Linked DNA regions of Homo sapiens: regions 1, 2, 3 and 5 are each linked to region 4. The links are chromatin contacts, found by Hi-C or POLR2A ChIA-PET in ENCODE. All regions are on one chromosome and are shown on one strand. The core of a region is the stretch at or near the end of the contact, and the rest is flanking DNA. Distances in the headings are between cores, read along the strand shown. Region 1 holds the start of ARRDC1-AS1 (ARRDC1 antisense RNA 1). Region 2 holds the start of BRD3 (bromodomain containing 3). Region 3 holds the start of NSMF (NMDA receptor synaptonuclear signaling and neuronal migration factor). Region 4 holds the start of UBAC1 (UBA domain containing 1). Region 5 holds the start of NOXA1 (NADPH oxidase activator 1).

Region 1 (2,868 bases), core at 86-2,585, 1.7 Mb after region 4:
AGGTATGGGGGGGCAGTATCATTTTAACTAGGGAGGAGAGGGAAGGCTTCCCTTAAGAGGTGATATTTCAACTCAAGGATGGTAAAGAGGGAAGCCACAAAGACACTCGAAATAAAGGTTTCAGGGAAGGGACAGACAGCAGGGGTGGCGGAGAGGTGGGTGCGGGGCAGGAGGGCCATGAAGGCGCTCGTGTCTCCTGCGAGGGCTCAGGGTGCTCGGCCTGTCATAAATGGACTTAGGCTTTGACAGAGCAGTTTAGCTGCCCTAAAGAAACCTGGGAAGGTTCCCTTGGCACTTGGGATTGTCCGTTTCCTTTTCTGTCTATGTGCGCTGTCTATGCTGGACTTGAGATAATTCTCCGGAGTCCGACTCACCAGGAGACTCGGGTGTCACCCAGATTGACCTTCAAGGCTCATTTCTTGTCAGTCCAGTACCCGTCCCCTCGGTTCACACGACCATCCAGAAACCTCAAATTCAGTCCATGCTTCTTGTTTTGGGTCTCGGGGCTGGGATAAGGCGGGCTGACCACCGCGGGGCATGTAGGTAGTTTCCGTGGTGCTGGGGGCGCTCTCCAGGGAAGGCTACTTGGTCTGCAGAAAAGGCCTTGACTTGTGCATACCTGGGCAGCGGGCCTATGAGTGGCAGCGAGAGCGGGGTAACCAGAGAGGGCACACCCCCCAACCGGAGCGCCCCCCAGGTTGGCATCTCCACAACTGTAGAACCTCCCCCATCAGGGCAACCCTCCCGATTGGGACACCGCCCCCAGCCAGACACATCCTCCTAGCAGAACACCCATGCTTAGCCGGAGCCGCTCCCCCGCCAGACACCTCCCCACCGGGAAACCCTCCCCAGTGGGACACCCCAGCCAGTCCAGGTATTCCCGCCGTTAGGGACACCCCCTCCAGCCGGAGCATACCCTCGGCAGGGGCATTCCTCCCAACCGAGGGAACCCCGCCGCAACGGGAACCTGCCTGAACCAGAGCACCCTCCCGCGCCGGGGACACCCCACAGGCGGCTCCCGCGCCAGGCCGCGGCCCAGGGAGTCAGCCTTCCGCGCAAGCCGGCGAAATCAAAGTGCGTCCGGGGTTAGAGGTCAGAGGTCGGAGCCGCGGGTCTTTCTCCTTCTTCGGCCAGCCCACCAAAACGTCAATTTAGAATGAGACATGTGTTGAAAATGGGACGGCTACTCCCCATCCACTACTACGACTCTGGCGGGCGGGTTCTCCAGCTCCAGGTCTCCTACCCCGCGGGCGCGCGTTCCGGTTCCGGCCGCCGCAGGCCCGGCGCCTGGGGCGCCGCACGCCTGGTTCCAGTGCGCAGGCGCCGCACCGGTCGAGCTCCAACGCGCAGGCGCGGGCGCAGGCGCAGGCGCAGACGTAGGCGATCGGCCCCGCCCCGACTCTGGGCCGCGAGGCGCGGGCGGGGCGATGGCGCGCGGGAGGGGCGGGGCCACGCTGCGGGCCCGGGCCATGGCCGCCGCCGATGCCGAGGTGAGCAGCGGGGCCGGCGGGGGGCGGCGCGGGGGCGGCGGGCAGCGGCGGAGGCGGCGCGGGGGCGAAGAACCGGGCGGGGCGGCGGCAGGCGGCCGGCGGGCGGGCGGGGCCCCGGGTCCCCCCGCCGCCGCCGCCGCCGCTGCCGCCGCCTCAGGCCGAGGCCGGGCCGAGGCCGCCGGGCGTCCGGCCCGCGCTCCCGCCGGGCGCGCTTTGTGCGCGGCGCGGGCCGGGCGGCGGCTGGGGGAGCGGGCGGGGGCGCAGGTGAGGGAGGCGACCGCGTACCTGTGCCCGCGCCCCCCACGGACCCCGTGCCGCCGCCGCCGCCCGCAAGCCGGATCTGCGGGGAGGGCCTCGGCCAGGGTGCCGGGGAGGTGCGGAGGACAAAAGGAAAAGTAGCGGGGCCGGCCAACTTTGGAGCGCCGGCCGAGGCGAGGCTGTCCCTCCTCTCGGAGCTCTTCCTTCGCTTCGTTGACCTTTCACTTTGTTCTGAGTAGGATGGCACCATCTTTAACGAAAAGTTGGCCAGTCCCGGCGTGTTTCTCCCCAGACAATGCTGCTCCAGCCCTGCTGGCTGTCAGAAGCAGGAAAGCACGCTCGGTGGGAAGCTTGCGGACTCAAGTTTATTTCCAAACCAGCAGCTTTAAAGGGCTCTCGATGTAAAAAGTTCACATTCTTTTGTTAATGGTCTCGGCCTTCCCCGTGCTCATTCTCAAGGATAGTTTGTTTCCTTGCTTAGGAAAGGAAGCAGCGTAGAGATTAAAGTCTTGCGAGTGGACCACTGGCGTCCCTCTGAAGGAAAAGCAAGCAGGAGGTGGTGTGTCCGTGGAGATGCAGAAATAGTGTGGTCCTAGGGCTGAGATAAGGGACCGGTTTGGAGAAAACTGTCAGCGTAGAAGTATTTCTTTGAAATTAACTGTCTAGTAACAGTTGAGACTTCTAAAGCTTAGAAAGTTAAGGTGTAGTAAGAAGCCGTACAGTATCCTGGTGCATAGACTTAACACTGTATTTTAACTCAGGTAATGTATGGCCTTTTTGTTTATTTTTTTCCTGCATTTTTGGGGGGTGTTGAAATAAGTAAACTGGGAAGGTGCAGGGGAATTCTTAAATTCAATGCAAGGAGTTTTTGCTGAGTATCTGCAGCATTCAAGGAATTAATATTAGTCACTGAGAACAAAAAGCGAAATTAGAAAATTTCAAGTCACTTCTAGGCTTGTAGGGGAGAAGACGTGTAGTGATGAATTCTATCATTTATGAAGTACCCACTGGATCCCACACACTGTGCAAGACCTTTAGATCAGGCGCCTCCCTCGGTTTTCTTCACCCTGTGCAGCAGGTGCTGTTATTTCCTTTTTTAAATTATTATTTATTATTATTA
Region 2 (3,085 bases), core at 26-2,525, 1.9 Mb before region 4:
CCCTCCTGGTTAACTTTTGCAGACAATGACCAAGTTTAATGTAAGGGGGAGAAATCCCAGTATCTATTTCTGAGCAGAAAGCTTTCAACCAAAATTAAAGATCGCAACCACTCAAGGATTGGGTCGAACGGAGGAACCCACACGATGGACGCCGGGTCCCTGCCCCCGGTGGGTCTCGGCGGGCCGAGTTCTCGCCCTCCAGGGAAAGGAGGCCGCGCGAAGCCCCCATCCCGGCCCTGCCCCCGAACGAGCAACCGGTGGAATAAGACTTCCCGCACGCCCCAGCTTTATTCACAGAGAGCCCACCAGGGCCATGTGGGTGTACACGGTTCGGGGTGCGCATTTCTCCCCGGATGGGCTTGTATCACGTTGTCACTCCGGCGCCCCCCAAAAGTGGGAAGGAGGGGAAGCACCCCCGTCCCTCCCGCTCCAACTCGCCCTCGCCCGGATTAAGCGATTTTCAGGCTGATTTCAAAACGGGAACTGGGTCTCCCCCTGGTTTGGGTGCAATAATCCGGCAACTCAGGGGGGCTCAAAGTCAGCTCTGGGCCCGTAACTCTGGGAGGAGGCCGCGCAGAGCCCAGGGCCGAGCCCGGCCTTGCCCCCCGCCCCGGCCGCGGCGCGCGGCGACGGTCCCCAGGCGCGGGCCCCAGCAACGGCTCGGGAGCGAGGCCGGCGGAACAGGCGCGGGGAAAGTGGCCCCGCGGAGCGCACGGCCGCAGGCCGGGGCCGCCGCGCGCACCTTCCCCCTCCGCGTCCTCCCTGGGTTCCCCCTTCGAAAGATGGCGGGCGGAGGAAAGGGGGAAAAAAATCCCTTCCGTGAGGGAGGGCGCGCGGAGGCCGGGCTGGCGCGGGGCGCGCGGGCCGCGCCAACTCCGGGCTGCGCGCCCCGGCCGCAGCGACGCCCCGAGTCCGGGACGGAGGCGGCCAAGCGGGAGCGGGAGGAGGGGAGCGGAGCCCGCGCCACCGCCGCCGCCACCGCCGCCGCGACCCCGGGCGGCCGCCGCGCTTTGTTGCATCGTGGCCGCGCACAAAGGCGGCGGCGGCGGCGGCGGCCCCGGGCGCCCGGTTCACCCGGACGCGCCGGCGGACTGCGCGGGGCGCTCGGGGCCGCGCTCCCCGGCCCAGCCCGGCCCGCCGCCGCCCGCGCCGCCCGCCGCCCCGCGCGCGCAAGGAAGCAAGAGAAAGGCGTACTTGGCCTCGCGGCTCCGGCGGCCGTCCCCTCCCGGCCCGCGCGGCCGGCTCCTCTTTGGCTCGCCGGCCCCGGCAGCATAATAGACGCGCCGGAGCCGAGCAGGGCTCATGCGCTGCGCCGCGGCGCCTGGCGGGAGTCGTAGTCCGCGGCCGGGCCCGCGCCGGGGCCGCCCAGGGGAGGCCGCGGGCGCGCGGACTACATGTCCCGGCCCCGCCGGCGCCGCGCCCCGCCCCGGGGGCCCCCGCCCGCCCCGCCGACCCGGCCGAGAGCGGGCCTGGCCCGGGGGGCGCGCGGGGGCGGGGCTCGGCGCCCGCCCGGCAGGGCAACAACGCTGGGACCCCGTGGGCCGTTCCCCGCCCGGGCCCGCACGGCTCTCCTCACCCCGTGTCGGGGACAGCGCCTGGCGGCGGATTTTCCGGTGCCCCAGGACGGCATGGAAGAAGCGGGCACGCAGCCAGCACCGCAGCCCCCGTCCGGGCACCCCGAGGCCCGCGGGAGCCACCCTCGAACCCCGGCCGCGCACGGGCGGGGCGGCGCGCACCTGCCGGGAGCCCGTGTTTGTAAACAAACCGCGCGCCTAATTAGCCTGGCGGGAGCGCGCGCGCGGGGCGGGGGGCGGGGCGTCGGTGCGCGCGGGCAGGTCGGCCCCGCCCGGGGAGGAGCCGCGCTCTGCCGCGCCCTCCGTGTCACCATCTCCCCCACCCGACTTGCTGGGGCGCGGGCGCCCAAGTTCGCTGTTGCTGGAGAGGGCGCCAAGTCCCCAGAGCTGGCGAAGAGTTAGGGGTGCTCCCAGCTCTGCCTGGGGACCTTCTCGCCCCAAGCCCCGGTTTCCCCATCTGCCCAGTGAGGGGCGGGAACTAGATACCAGGTTCCCAGCCTGAGATTCCGGGAGAGGGCCACCCCTGGCCCTTTTTCTGTATCTTGAAAGGTTCAGCCCGTGGACACGTTTTGCATCTTGTTTTGGGTGATGACGACTCGGGTTTACACATAAATCAAGTTGTGGGGGGGGGGGTTTTGTTGTTTTTTTGGTTTTTGTTTTTTTTTTTTTTTTTTGAGACGTTAGTTTCGCTCTTGTCACCCAGGCTGGAGTGCTGTAGTGTAGTGAGTGGCTCGATCTCGGCTCACTGCAACGTCCGCCTCCCGGGTTCAAGCCATTCTCCTGGCTCAGCCTCCCGAGTAGCTGAGATTACAGGCACCCGCCACCACGCCCGGCTAATTTTTGTATTTTTTAGTAGAGATGGGGTTTCACCGTGTTGACTGGGCTGTTCTCAAACTCCTGACGTGAGATGATCCGCCCACCGCGGACTCCCAAAGTGCTGGGATTACAAGCGTGAGCCAACGCACCCGGCCACATAAATCAATTTTAATCCAGCTGTAACTTAAGGTGGTTACACGTTGTGTACATTAGACCCCAATAAAAACGTCAAAAACAAAACGAGGTTCCTTGGTGCCTGCTGAACCTGCCAACTGCAAGGTCGAGTTTCCTTGTGTGGGCTGCACCCACCCCAAGCCCCTGGGGTCCCCAGGTGTGTTCCAAGTTGAGCAGCAGCTCCACTGCCTGAAATGCACACATCTATGCAATATTCACAAAGTGAGTGCCAGCACAGAGACAATTCATCCCCATGCTCACCCAGAAGGCAGGTGTTCTGTTCCAGGCTGACAGGTAAGGAAACAGGCTCAGTGAGGCAAAGGGTCCTGCCCAAGGTCACAGAGCCAATTTGCAGGACGGCTGAGACCCAAAGCCCCGGGGTCTTAGGAAGAGTTTGCAGGGGAAGCCAACACCTTTCCCAATCCTGTCCCTCTGTTTCTGCTGGGAGCCCAGGACCTTCTCACACTCCAGGGCAAGGCTCTAGGACGAGGTTCCAGCCTTGCCTTTCTAGTTGGCAAAAT
Region 3 (3,035 bases), core at 205-2,704, 1.5 Mb after region 4:
TAGGCATCAGCCAGCAGGTGATCTAGGAGAGACACTGAGTGAGCCTGCCTGCCGCGTGTGGGCCCCCCGCTGCCGGTTTCATAGCAGGCCGAAGGCAGAGAACACCCAGTGGGCACCTGGCCTCTGTGGGGGACTAGGGCTGCCCAAACCCTAGTCACTGGCGTGTTTCTGAGCCCCTCACTCCTATCTGGGCCTGAAGCTCTAGCATGTGCGTGGGGGCTGGGTGACGCTGTGCTACCTGTGTGCGGTCCTGCCGGGTAGGAACACGCAGGCCATCCCCCAGCCTGCGATCGCACCGTTTGCCTGGTGCCAACTTCCCCCTCCCCCCACCAGCTGGCCCCCAGAGGCAGTGGTGCCAGCCCTGGGGGAGCCAGGAGGCCTGTTGCCATGCCAACGGCCCAGGCGGGGTGGGTGCCATGGTGACGAGCGGCTGGGAACTGCTCCTGGGGCTCGGGCAGGGAGGGCAGGGGATGTAAGGAAGCCAGGCCGGCAGGGCGCCGGGCCCACGCGCAACCAATGCCCCTCACGCTCCACCCCCGGAGGCAGGGATCAGCATCCCTTGGGCTGGGGGGTCTGGGCGGCCCTGGCACGGCCTCGCGTGCCCCTACCTGCGCCGTTGCGGTTCTCAGGGTGACTCTGGGACAGGTACTCTCCAAACGCTCGGGCTGCTCTGAGGGTGGACAGAGGGCACGGTCAGAGGCCACGGCACGACCCTCCCAAACACCGGGCCGCGCAAGAGCCGGGGGTCCGGTCCCCAGCCAGGCCCTCGGCGTCTGGAAGGAGGGTCGGGGTCGTCCCCCTCCGGGAGCCCACACACCCTTGGTCCTGGTGCGCCCTGGCCAGGCCTGCAGGCCCGGCCCCTGCCCGTCGGACCGTGGAGAGGGGTCGCGAGGCCGGTCGGCTGCTGTTCCCCGGGGGAACCGAGGCCACTCCCGACCTGGGGGGTGCGCTCGCCCACCACGCGCTCGCGAGGGGAGGGGAGGGAAGAGCAGGGCAGGGGACCAGGAAGAGGGAGGCGCGGGGCGCGGGGAGGGCGCCTCAGTGGCAGAGGCCGGGGCCCGGGAGCCCGGGGAGCACCGCGGGGCAGGGGCGGACTCGGGCGGGGTCGGAGGTCCAGGGCGGGGTGCGGGAAGGCGGCCCCGCCGCACTCACCGCACTTTGGCCGCCACCGAGGACATGGCCTCGCTCCTCAGCGCCCTCCTCCTGGAGGCGGCGGCGCCCATGGTCGAGGCGGCGGCGCATCCCCCGGGCCTCAGAGCGCGCCCCGCGCCCGCCGCCTCCGCCGGGGTAGCCGCGCCGCACCGGGGGTCGCGCTCGGGCTCGGGCTCGGGGTCTCGCTCGGGCTCCGGCTCGGGCTTGGGCTCGGGGTCGGGCTCGGGGTCGGGCCCGGTCCCCGCATGGCCGCACCCGGCGCTCCGCGCGTGCCGCCGCTCCCGGGAGAGCGCTGCCCGAACCGAGGGCCGGCCCCGCCCATCGTGACGTCAGGGCCCGGGCGGGCCCAGAGGGGCGGTCGGCCCCACCTACCGTGACGTCAGGGCCCCGGAGAGCTCGGAGAGGACATGTGGCCCCGCCCACCGTGACGTCCGGGCCCGGGTTGAGTTGGGGGCGGGGCCGGGCGGCCTGGCTCCGCGCCCTCTCGTCCAGGCCTCCAGAGCGGGGAAACTGAGGCCAGCGGCCCCCTGGTCGCAAAGTCCTGGGCCCTCGGCCCTCACGATCTGCTGCTCAGACCTGCAGGATCACAGGGAGGCCGGTTCTCCCTCCCCTTACACAAAAGGGCTCCCTGTGCAGTTTGGGAACTGGAAACCGAAGGGGAAGCCAGTTTAGGGGGCACCCAGTTTGCACGAGGCCAGAGAGAGACAGAGGGGCCCGTCCTGGTCCTGGGGGGCCACAGCTCTATGCAGACTCTGGACGCCCTACCTGCCTGGCCTGCATTTGCCGCCCTAGGGCTCTCAGGCCCCAGCAGTGGGGTCCTTTGAGGAGGACTGGGGACTGCCCAGCCTCAGGGACCACCCGCATCAGGGAGAACCAGTAGTGTTTCTTTGCCACAGGGACCTCGGCCCGGGAGACACGTCCAACAGTGAGATCCACCTTTATTGAAACATCACACGGCAGCATCAGGGCTCCCACACCTCACAGGGCAGCAGGCAGTTCACAGGACAGCAGGCAGTTCACAGGGCTTTGGGGGCCTCACAGGGCAGCAGGTGGTTCACAGGGCTTCGGGGGGCCTCACAGGGCTTCGGGGGGCCTCACAGGGCTGCAGGGGGTTCACAGAGCTTCAGGGGCCTCACAGAGCTTCAGGGGCCTCACAGGACTGCAGGGGGGCTCACAGGGCCCTGTATGCAGGGCTGCTGGTACAAAGAAGAGGCCCAGAGAACCCTAACACAGCCTGGGGCCCCGGGGAAGTCAGGGCTTCCAGCAGGGCAGGTACAGAGGCCCCTAGGACTTGGCAGGAGCCTCAGCCTTGGGGACAGTCCCACGGAAGACGCTGCATCCGGGCTCTTTAGCAGAGGCCTCTACCCGTCCTGGTCAGAGGAGCCCTCAGACAGTTTTGGGAAAGCCAGACTGGGGTGTCGATGCCGCAGTGAGGACTCGTCCTCCTGCAAGCAGACCGCATGTTCCAGGTGAGGACCAGGCAGGGCAGGGGCTCTGCAGCGCTGGTAACCCGGTGGGACCACAGGGAGGGAGTGGCCGGCACAGGGCCAGGCACCAAGGCTCAGCTGTGGGCACCAGGTGGGACCATGCCCAGCTCCTCACCAAGTCTGAGCCCTGCTGGGCTGAGGTGCTCTGGAAGTCTGCGTATGCATCCCTGGGGACGTCCAGCAGCTCCTCCTCGTACTCCGTCTGGTAGTCAGATTCGTCTGGCACCGAGGGTAGGGCTGCGTCAGTCCCCTCCCAAGGAAGGGACCGTACCCAGCATAGCCACACTCAGAGGCAGAACCGGCCACAGATGCCCACCCCCGCCTCCAAGGTGGCCCGGGGCCCTACACGCAGCCACCTGGTCCCAGGGCAGCCCTGCACACCACCCCTGGTTCTGT
Region 4 (3,163 bases), core at 385-2,884:
CCCACGGAGTTACCGGCGCTGGAGCTTAGTGATGCCCCGATGGTTGTTCAGACGGCAAAATCATGCAGACTGGGGCAGAAGAAAAGCAAGAAAGCAGCCAAAACATACCGGCCCTTGAACGCAGGAGGCTCAGCCCCCTCCTTGGTGTGAATCCTGAGGCCAGCACCTCCCAGTTATTCACAGCCAGTGCGTTCCAGAAGGGGGCTTGCCAAGCTTGCCTCTGACAGTTCCAGAACTCCACAGAACCATGCTCACAAAAGCAACTCGAAAGTACTGTATGCGAGCAGCTACTATGGTAAGAACTGAAGTTTATCCTTAGAGACCACACTCAGCTCAAGTGTAACGCACTCAACCTGTCAACACAGATACGTCGTAACTTATCACATGGAGTCGCCACTAGAAAATTGCAGCCTCCTTCAACCTAAATTCTGCCAAGCCCTCAGATCATGTCAGGTATAGACAGGAGGTCAGTCTGACACACAGACAGGCTTCTTAGCTGACCTTACTGAGTCCTTTAGAGACTCGAGAACTAGTTCCAAAAATCAGCAACCTAAGGAACTAAATACACAGGAGTATTTCAGGTGAATAAACTTTAAAAAGTGTCTCCGCGAGGAGACCCTACTCCTGGGACTTCTCTCTTGACCAATTTTACCTCTGCAGAAAAGCAGGGGCGCAGGGCCTTGTCCCGCAGCGGCACTATTTCAGGGACTCCAGCTAAAAGGCACAGTGGCCTGGGGCCAGCCAGGAAAAGAGCTCCAAGCAGCCGGCTCTGCGGGAAAGGGGAAGAGGAAGGAGAAGGGGCCTCTTCATGAAGGAGCCTACGTTAATTCTCAGCTCTCAAAGATGCTGCTGAAAAAAAACCTCACCCCAACAGCAAAAAGGTACAACTGCCGGAAAGTCCCGAGGCCCTGCTCCGTCGGCGACTTCACTCTCCAGGCCTCAGTTTCCCGATCTGCCCCTACCTCCCTGCGTGGCTGCAGAGTTAACTGAGAGGCTGGCGTGTACAGGGCTCGGCCGGGCGGCTGGCACGGGGCGAGCGCTTAGTGACCGGAGTCCGCCGGCCGAAAGGCCAGGCCCGGGACGAGCGTCCAGAGGTGTGGGATCCGAAAGGGGGAGAGTCGGGCAAACGGGCAGGAGGCGCTGCCTCCACCCCCGGAGGAGAGGGCCTGGGAGCTGCGGACTGGGCGGCGGACCCCAGGTCGGGGCGGTTCGGGGACTGAGGCGGGGTCCGCAGTCGGAGGGGTCCGGAGCGGGTGTTGGGGGCAGGGGAGGGGGCCCGGCCTTACGTGCTTGAGGCAGCGCTCCTTGAGCTTCTCCACCGAGGTGTCCTCGGTGGCCTCCTCCAGCCACTCGGCGCCGTCGGACGCGCAGATGTGCAGCCGCAGCACCTTGCCCGCGAAGATCTTCTCCTCCTGCACGAACATCCCGCCGCCGCCGCAGGGGCCTGCGCCCGCCACCCGGGCCCCTGAAGGTCACCGGGAAGGCGGGCGGGGAGGGGGCGGGGCCAGACCGCCCGCGCGCTCCTTCGCTGGGCCGCCGCCCCGCCCCGGCTCCCGTCGGCCGGGCCGCCGTCACTCTCCGCGGCCTCAGCGGTCGCCTCGCTCCCGCCGCCGCAGCAGCCGCCGGGGGCGCGCCGTCGCGGCCGCACCGGAAGTGCGTCACGGGCGCGTCTGGCGCATGCCGGGAGATGTGGTTCTCGGACAGGCGCCTCGCTCCCGCCGCCGGGGGCGCGCTGTGGCCACCGCAAAGGAAGTGCGTCACGGGGCGCGCCCGGAGCATGCCGGGAGCTGTAGTTCTCTGGTAGCTTCGTTCCTCCCCGAGCTGCAGGCGGTTCCCACCCGGGGCACTCACCACGTGGGACCTCATGGGTTCTAAAGGTAAAATACACGCTGGATCCCAAAGAAGTAACGGGAAAAAGGAATGTAAGGCATCTCGATAATGTTTTCATATTGATTACATGTTGAAATAATATTTTGTATCTATTGAGTTAAGAAAAATATGTCATTAAAATTAATTTCACCTGTTTCTTTTAACCTTTTTAAGATAGAATTTTAAATTGCCTACATGGCTGCTGTGATATTTCTTTTGCACTGCACTGCTGTAGAACGGAGGCTCTCCAAAGAACTTGGCTTTAACAAGCCTAGGTCTTTCTAATTCACACGCAGATCAGAGAGTCACTGTTCCTGCGAAGCCTAGGTTTGCGGGGCACCCAGAGGGGAGGGAAGCCGCCCTTGGTGCAGGTGATGCCAGGCAGACTCATTTTCTGTGGGGTGTGACAAAGAGTCTTTGCTTGGCCAAACTTAAGCAGGCTCCTGAACCTTCTACATCATCTGTACACTTCCTTGTAAAATCCAGTTTTAGCGAAGAGCCTTGATAAGTGAGTTTAGCAAGAACTCCCAGCCTCAATATCAGATCACCCTGGACGTCTGGTCAGGTTCCTCGTCCCCCAGGTGCTGTCTGATATCTCCAGCCTCTCTTCAGCAAGAACCCTGTCAGGTCGGTTTAGCCAGAACCGCCCACATCCCTGATGTTTTCTCCTATTAATTTTCCATTCACTGACCCCACCCACTTGCCCTTGCTGTATTGGGAGTTGAGCCTGACCTCTCTCCCCACTGCAAGCCCCCTTGGCAGTGGTCTCTGTACCTAGCTCAACAGTCCTGGATAACGTCTTACTTACCATGCTCCTAAATATGAATTTTGTAGTTCAGGTTAGACCTGACACATTGACTGATCTGTACTCATTCATCCCATTCATTTAAAAAAACTTTACTGCGCAGAGATGAATAAGGCACAGTTCCCGTTCTCAGAGGTTAGCAATCTAACCGGGGAGGCTGTCTCTGCCTCCTGCCTGCAGGCTTTTATTCTGTCCACACCATTTTGCACACACATCCTCATTTTTCTCCTGTGATAATTCCAACCTCGTCCAGATTCCATGTGTCCAGTTCAGCACTTACTAATTGCCTCTCACAGGTGGGAGCCTCTGCTACTCAATGAAAATATGGTAGTGATTAAGACCAGACACCAGGATACAGTCCTGGAATGGGGCATTTTTAACGCAGGAAGCAGAAGTACCGACTGTTAGAGACCGCAGTGGAGGTGGTGGTAGTATCGTGGAAGCTGGTGGAGGAGAAAGGGGAGGAACACCAAGGTGGTGAGTGGAGAG
Region 5 (3,160 bases), core at 520-3,019, 1.5 Mb after region 4:
CTCAGGAGTTCGAGACTAGCCTGGGCAAGGTGTCAAGACCTAGTCTCTACCAAAAAAATTTAAAATTAGCCGGTCCTGGTGGCAAACACCTGTATTCCCAGGTACTCAGGAGGCTAAGACAAGAGGATCATTTAAGCCCAAGAGTTCAAGGCTGCGATGAGTGGGAATCGTGCCTCTGCACTCCAGCATGGGTGACAGAGCAAGACCCCATTTCTAAGTAAACAAATAAATAAAAAGAAAGAAGAACATGGATTTTAGTTTCTTCATGTTTTTAGTTGTCTCCCTAATGGAACAGGTTTGTTTTTTTCATCCTGGCATACAAATTGGTTATAGTCCTATGTGTTACTTCTGAGAAAATTAAAATTAATGGTGTTTCTAAAAACTAGAGATGATTCAACAGGTGACAGCAGTTGTATAAATTAATGACTTCACTGAGACCTCATGTTTGCCACCCTGTAATGCCATTCCAATTCAGTTTGTGGTGTTCTTAAAAAAAAAAAAAAAAAAAAAACTCCCTGAAATGTCTCCTCCTTCCCTGCTTGGCATGGGACAGGACTATGTGGGAATGAGCCTTCCCAGCAAGAGGGGACACTCTGACCCTCAGATTTTGATAATCAATGCTTTCAAGAAGAAAGATTTTGATCAAAAGGGGGGCAAATGAGAAAGAAAAAAATCATTTATCTGAGGAATGTAAAGCCCTTTTAAACTGTGGGCCCAGAAAGCTTGATGTTAAGTGCCAGAAAGCATTTCAAATGAAACCGCAGCCCCTCACTACCCCTCGAGCCAAGTAACTATCCACTGATGACACCAAGCCGTGGTCAATCGCGAACCAATGCCATTTCTACAAGCCAGTGAGCTCCTGGGCAACGTTCGAAACCACCTGCTCTCCGATGGGCTCTGTTTTCTTTAAAAACCTGAGCCTCTGTTTTGTTCTCCGTTGCACCTGGTGACCCAGGCCGCCCTCGACCTCTGTGCCTGAATAAACCCACCGGGCACCACATTCTGACCCTTTTAATTATTTTAGGTTGACAACTAATACAGGACTCAGCGCCGGTGGACAGGAAGCCAGGGCCCCTGCAGGGAGGCGCCCGTCCCTTCTCCCGGGGAGGGCAGGGCGGGCGCGCGCGCGTCCCACCGGGAGCGCCTCCTCCTCGGCGAGGGAGCGAAGGGCCTCCGGGTCCTGTGATGTCCGTGCTCGGAAGGCGCGGAGGAGGGCAGGCCCTGCGGGACAGGGCGGCGGGGTCGCCGGGGTCGGCTCAGCTCCCCGCGGCGTCCGGCTGCTCGGCGGCCTCCGGAGCGGGGCCCTGCGGGAGAACGCACCTTCCCCGCCCCATCGGGGCCTCAGTTTCCCCACCCCGGGAGAGCCGGCGGCCCGCCCCCGGCTCACTCCCAGCTACGGCCCTCACCTCAGGACGCGCACCCGGCCCGGCCCCGCTCTGCCCCCGGCGCCCAGACCGCCCACCTGGCCCGCGCGGCCCGGGGTCGCTCACCTGCGGGGCCGGGACCGCCCCACACCGTCCACGCCCGGCGCGGAACCTTGGCCCGACCGCAGCCGCTGGCCCGGAGGGCTTTATCCGGCGCACCAAGGCCAGCGCGGGCGGGGCGAGGAAGCCGGGCGCACAAAGCTCCCGGCGGAAGTCCGGCCGGGGCGGGGGCCGAATGGGAGGTGGGCGAGGCCTGAGGGTCTGGAGTGGGCGTAGCCGTTTCTGGCGGGGGCGTGGCCTTACCGGGGAGGGGCGGGCGCCTGCCGCCAGGGGGCGCCGCGGGGCAGCGGGGTTGCACCTGGCGCTTGGCGCCCGCACCTCTGCCCGCCTCGGAGACCCCGCAGCCCCGCGCCGCCGCCTGGCCCCGGCCCCGGCCCCTCCGCGGGATCCTGGCCCCTCCTCGAGCGCCGCCACCGGCCGCCATGGCCTCTCTGGGGGACCTGGTGCGCGCCTGGCACCTGGGCGCGCAGGCTGTGGATCGTGGGGACTGGGCCCGCGCCTTGCACCTCTTCTCGGGCGTCCCGGCGCCGCCCGCCAGGCTGTGCTTCAACGCGGGCTGCGTGCACCTGCTGGCCGGGGACCCCGAGGCCGCGCTGCGGGTGAGCGGGGCGTGGGGAGGCCGGTGCGGGCGACGCCTCCGCCTCGAGCCCCTGGGGAGGGCCCAGCGCCCCTCCCCGACCGTCACGGGGTCGCCCTGCCGCCCCCGACCCAGCGAACGCCCCGGCAGGTGGGAGCCGAGCAGGGGGGCCGCACCTGAGCTAAGCGAGGCCGCGCTGGGGGGCGCGGCGGTCACCGGGAGAGGCCGGGGCCCGAGGGTGACTCACACCGGGAAGGGGGAAGCTGCTGGGCTGGGTCAGGCCCGAGGGACCGCCCTGCCCTAAGGGGAAAGCGTTGCGCCTGTGGTCATGGCCGGGAGACCGGGTCAGTCTCCTCCTCAGAGCCCTCAGCCCTCCCCCAGCCCACTCCCCGAAACAGCCAGGAGTCCAGGGTGCCAGGGTGCAGCGGCCGAGGCCCTGCACGGAGCCCGGTGCCCTTCTCGTGCCCCCTCGCGTTCCGGGGCCGCCTGTTCCTGCGCATCCCAAACGCCAGCGCTGCCCACCCCCGCTCAGTCCCAAGCACCCCGCAGAAGCAGGCAGGTGCCCACGGTTACTGAAGGCTCGGTGACAGCAGTGATTTAAAGGAGAGGGAACTGCGCGCTGTGGGAGGGTCTCCACGCCCCTGACTGGCAAAATATCCCCCTTGGAGGAGACTGGGCAAAGCGCATGAGACCCCCCTCTCTTGTGTCTTAAAGCTGCGTACAAATTTACAATCACCTCCATAATGATTTCATTTTTTTGTTTGTTTCAAAGATGGAGTCTCGTTCTGTCACCCAGGCTGAATGGAGTGCCGTGGCCCAATCTTGGCTCACTGCAACCTCTGCCTCCCGGGTTCAAGCAATTCTCCTGCCTCAGCCTCCCTAGTTGCTGGGAGTACAGGCGCCCACTACCACGCCTGGCTAATTTAGTATTTTTAGTAGAAACGGGTTTCACCATGTTGGTCAGGCTGGTCTTGAACTCCTGACCTCAGGTGATCCACCCTCCTCGGCCACCCATAGTGGTGGGATTACACATGTGAGCCACCTTGTCCGGCCCACAATGATTTCATTTTAAAATGTTATCCAAGAAAGGGAATGTAAT

What was found. Hi-C counts contacts between places; a loop is a spot of excess contacts on that map. ChIA-PET counts read pairs that join two places held with the same protein, here RNA polymerase II (POLR2A). Pooled maps may share reads with other maps.
Region 1: a map of CD8-positive, alpha-beta T cell shows a loop between it and region 4 (26-fold over the local background). The contact joins the promoter of ARRDC1-AS1 here to the promoter of UBAC1 in region 4. A Hi-C loop is called at or near these places in 2 of 168 maps with a recorded cell type or tissue (CD4-positive, alpha-beta T cell and CD8-positive, alpha-beta T cell) and 6 of 50 pooled maps. POLR2A ChIA-PET finds 5 or more read pairs at or near these places in 1 of 52 experiments (T-cell).
Region 2: a map of CD8-positive, alpha-beta T cell shows a loop between it and region 4 (10-fold over the local background). The contact joins the promoter of BRD3 here to the promoter of UBAC1 in region 4. A Hi-C loop is called at or near these places in 3 of 168 maps with a recorded cell type or tissue (CD8-positive, alpha-beta T cell, gastrocnemius medialis and naive thymus-derived CD4-positive, alpha-beta T cell), 3 of 37 single-sample maps with no recorded cell type and 12 of 50 pooled maps.
Region 3: a loop to region 4 is called in a pooled map, with 9 times the contacts of the local background. The contact joins the promoter of NSMF here to the promoter of UBAC1 in region 4. A Hi-C loop is called at or near these places in 5 of 50 pooled maps.
Region 5: a map of CD8-positive, alpha-beta T cell shows a loop between it and region 4 (8-fold over the local background). The contact joins the promoter of NOXA1 here to the promoter of UBAC1 in region 4. A Hi-C loop is called at or near these places in 1 of 168 maps with a recorded cell type or tissue (CD8-positive, alpha-beta T cell) and 1 of 50 pooled maps. POLR2A ChIA-PET finds 5 or more read pairs at or near these places in 1 of 52 experiments (AG04450).

Annotation. Positions count from the first base shown.
Region 1 is chr9:137,617,560-137,620,427 of GRCh38, forward strand. ARRDC1-AS1 (ARRDC1 antisense RNA 1) reads right to left here and starts at 1,336. Exons shown (of 3, transcript NR_122035.1): 1 at 972-1,336; 2 at 375-632. It overlaps EHMT1 (euchromatic histone lysine methyltransferase 1), which reads left to right and starts at 1,446. Exons shown (of 27, transcript NM_024757.5): 1 at 1,446-1,490. The coding sequence starts at 1,470. RefSeq lists enhancers at 1,139-1,188, 1,854-2,572 and a silencer at 1,229-1,528.
Region 2 is chr9:134,066,751-134,069,835 of GRCh38, forward strand. BRD3 (bromodomain containing 3) reads right to left here and starts at 1,276. Exons shown (of 12, transcript NM_007371.4): 1 at 1,195-1,276. RefSeq lists silencers at 722-971, 1,152-1,881.
Region 3 is chr9:137,457,880-137,460,914 of GRCh38, forward strand. NSMF (NMDA receptor synaptonuclear signaling and neuronal migration factor) reads right to left here and starts at 1,455. Exons shown (of 16, transcript NM_001130969.3): 1 at 1,153-1,455; 2 at 609-670; 3 at 1-22. The coding sequence starts at 1,223. It overlaps PNPLA7 (patatin like domain 7, lysophospholipase), which reads right to left. Exons shown (of 35, transcript NM_001098537.3): 34 at 2,755-2,858; 35 at 2,073-2,597. The coding sequence ends at 2,514. RefSeq lists an enhancer at 1-336 and silencers at 976-1,245, 1,336-1,685.
Region 4 is chr9:135,959,739-135,962,901 of GRCh38, forward strand. It overlaps UBAC1 (UBA domain containing 1), which reads right to left and starts at 1,635. Exons shown (of 10, transcript NM_016172.3): 1 at 1,287-1,635. The coding sequence starts at 1,424. RefSeq lists silencers at 1,245-1,364, 1,375-1,784 and an enhancer at 1,255-1,755.
Region 5 is chr9:137,421,624-137,424,783 of GRCh38, forward strand. It overlaps NOXA1 (NADPH oxidase activator 1), which reads left to right and starts at 1,770. Exons shown (of 14, transcript NM_001256067.2): 1 at 1,770-2,083. The coding sequence starts at 1,907. EXD3 (exonuclease 3'-5' domain containing 3) reads right to left here and starts at 1,539. Exons shown (of 22, transcript NM_017820.5): 1 at 1,491-1,539. RefSeq lists silencers at 1,131-1,270, 1,281-1,420, 1,441-2,000.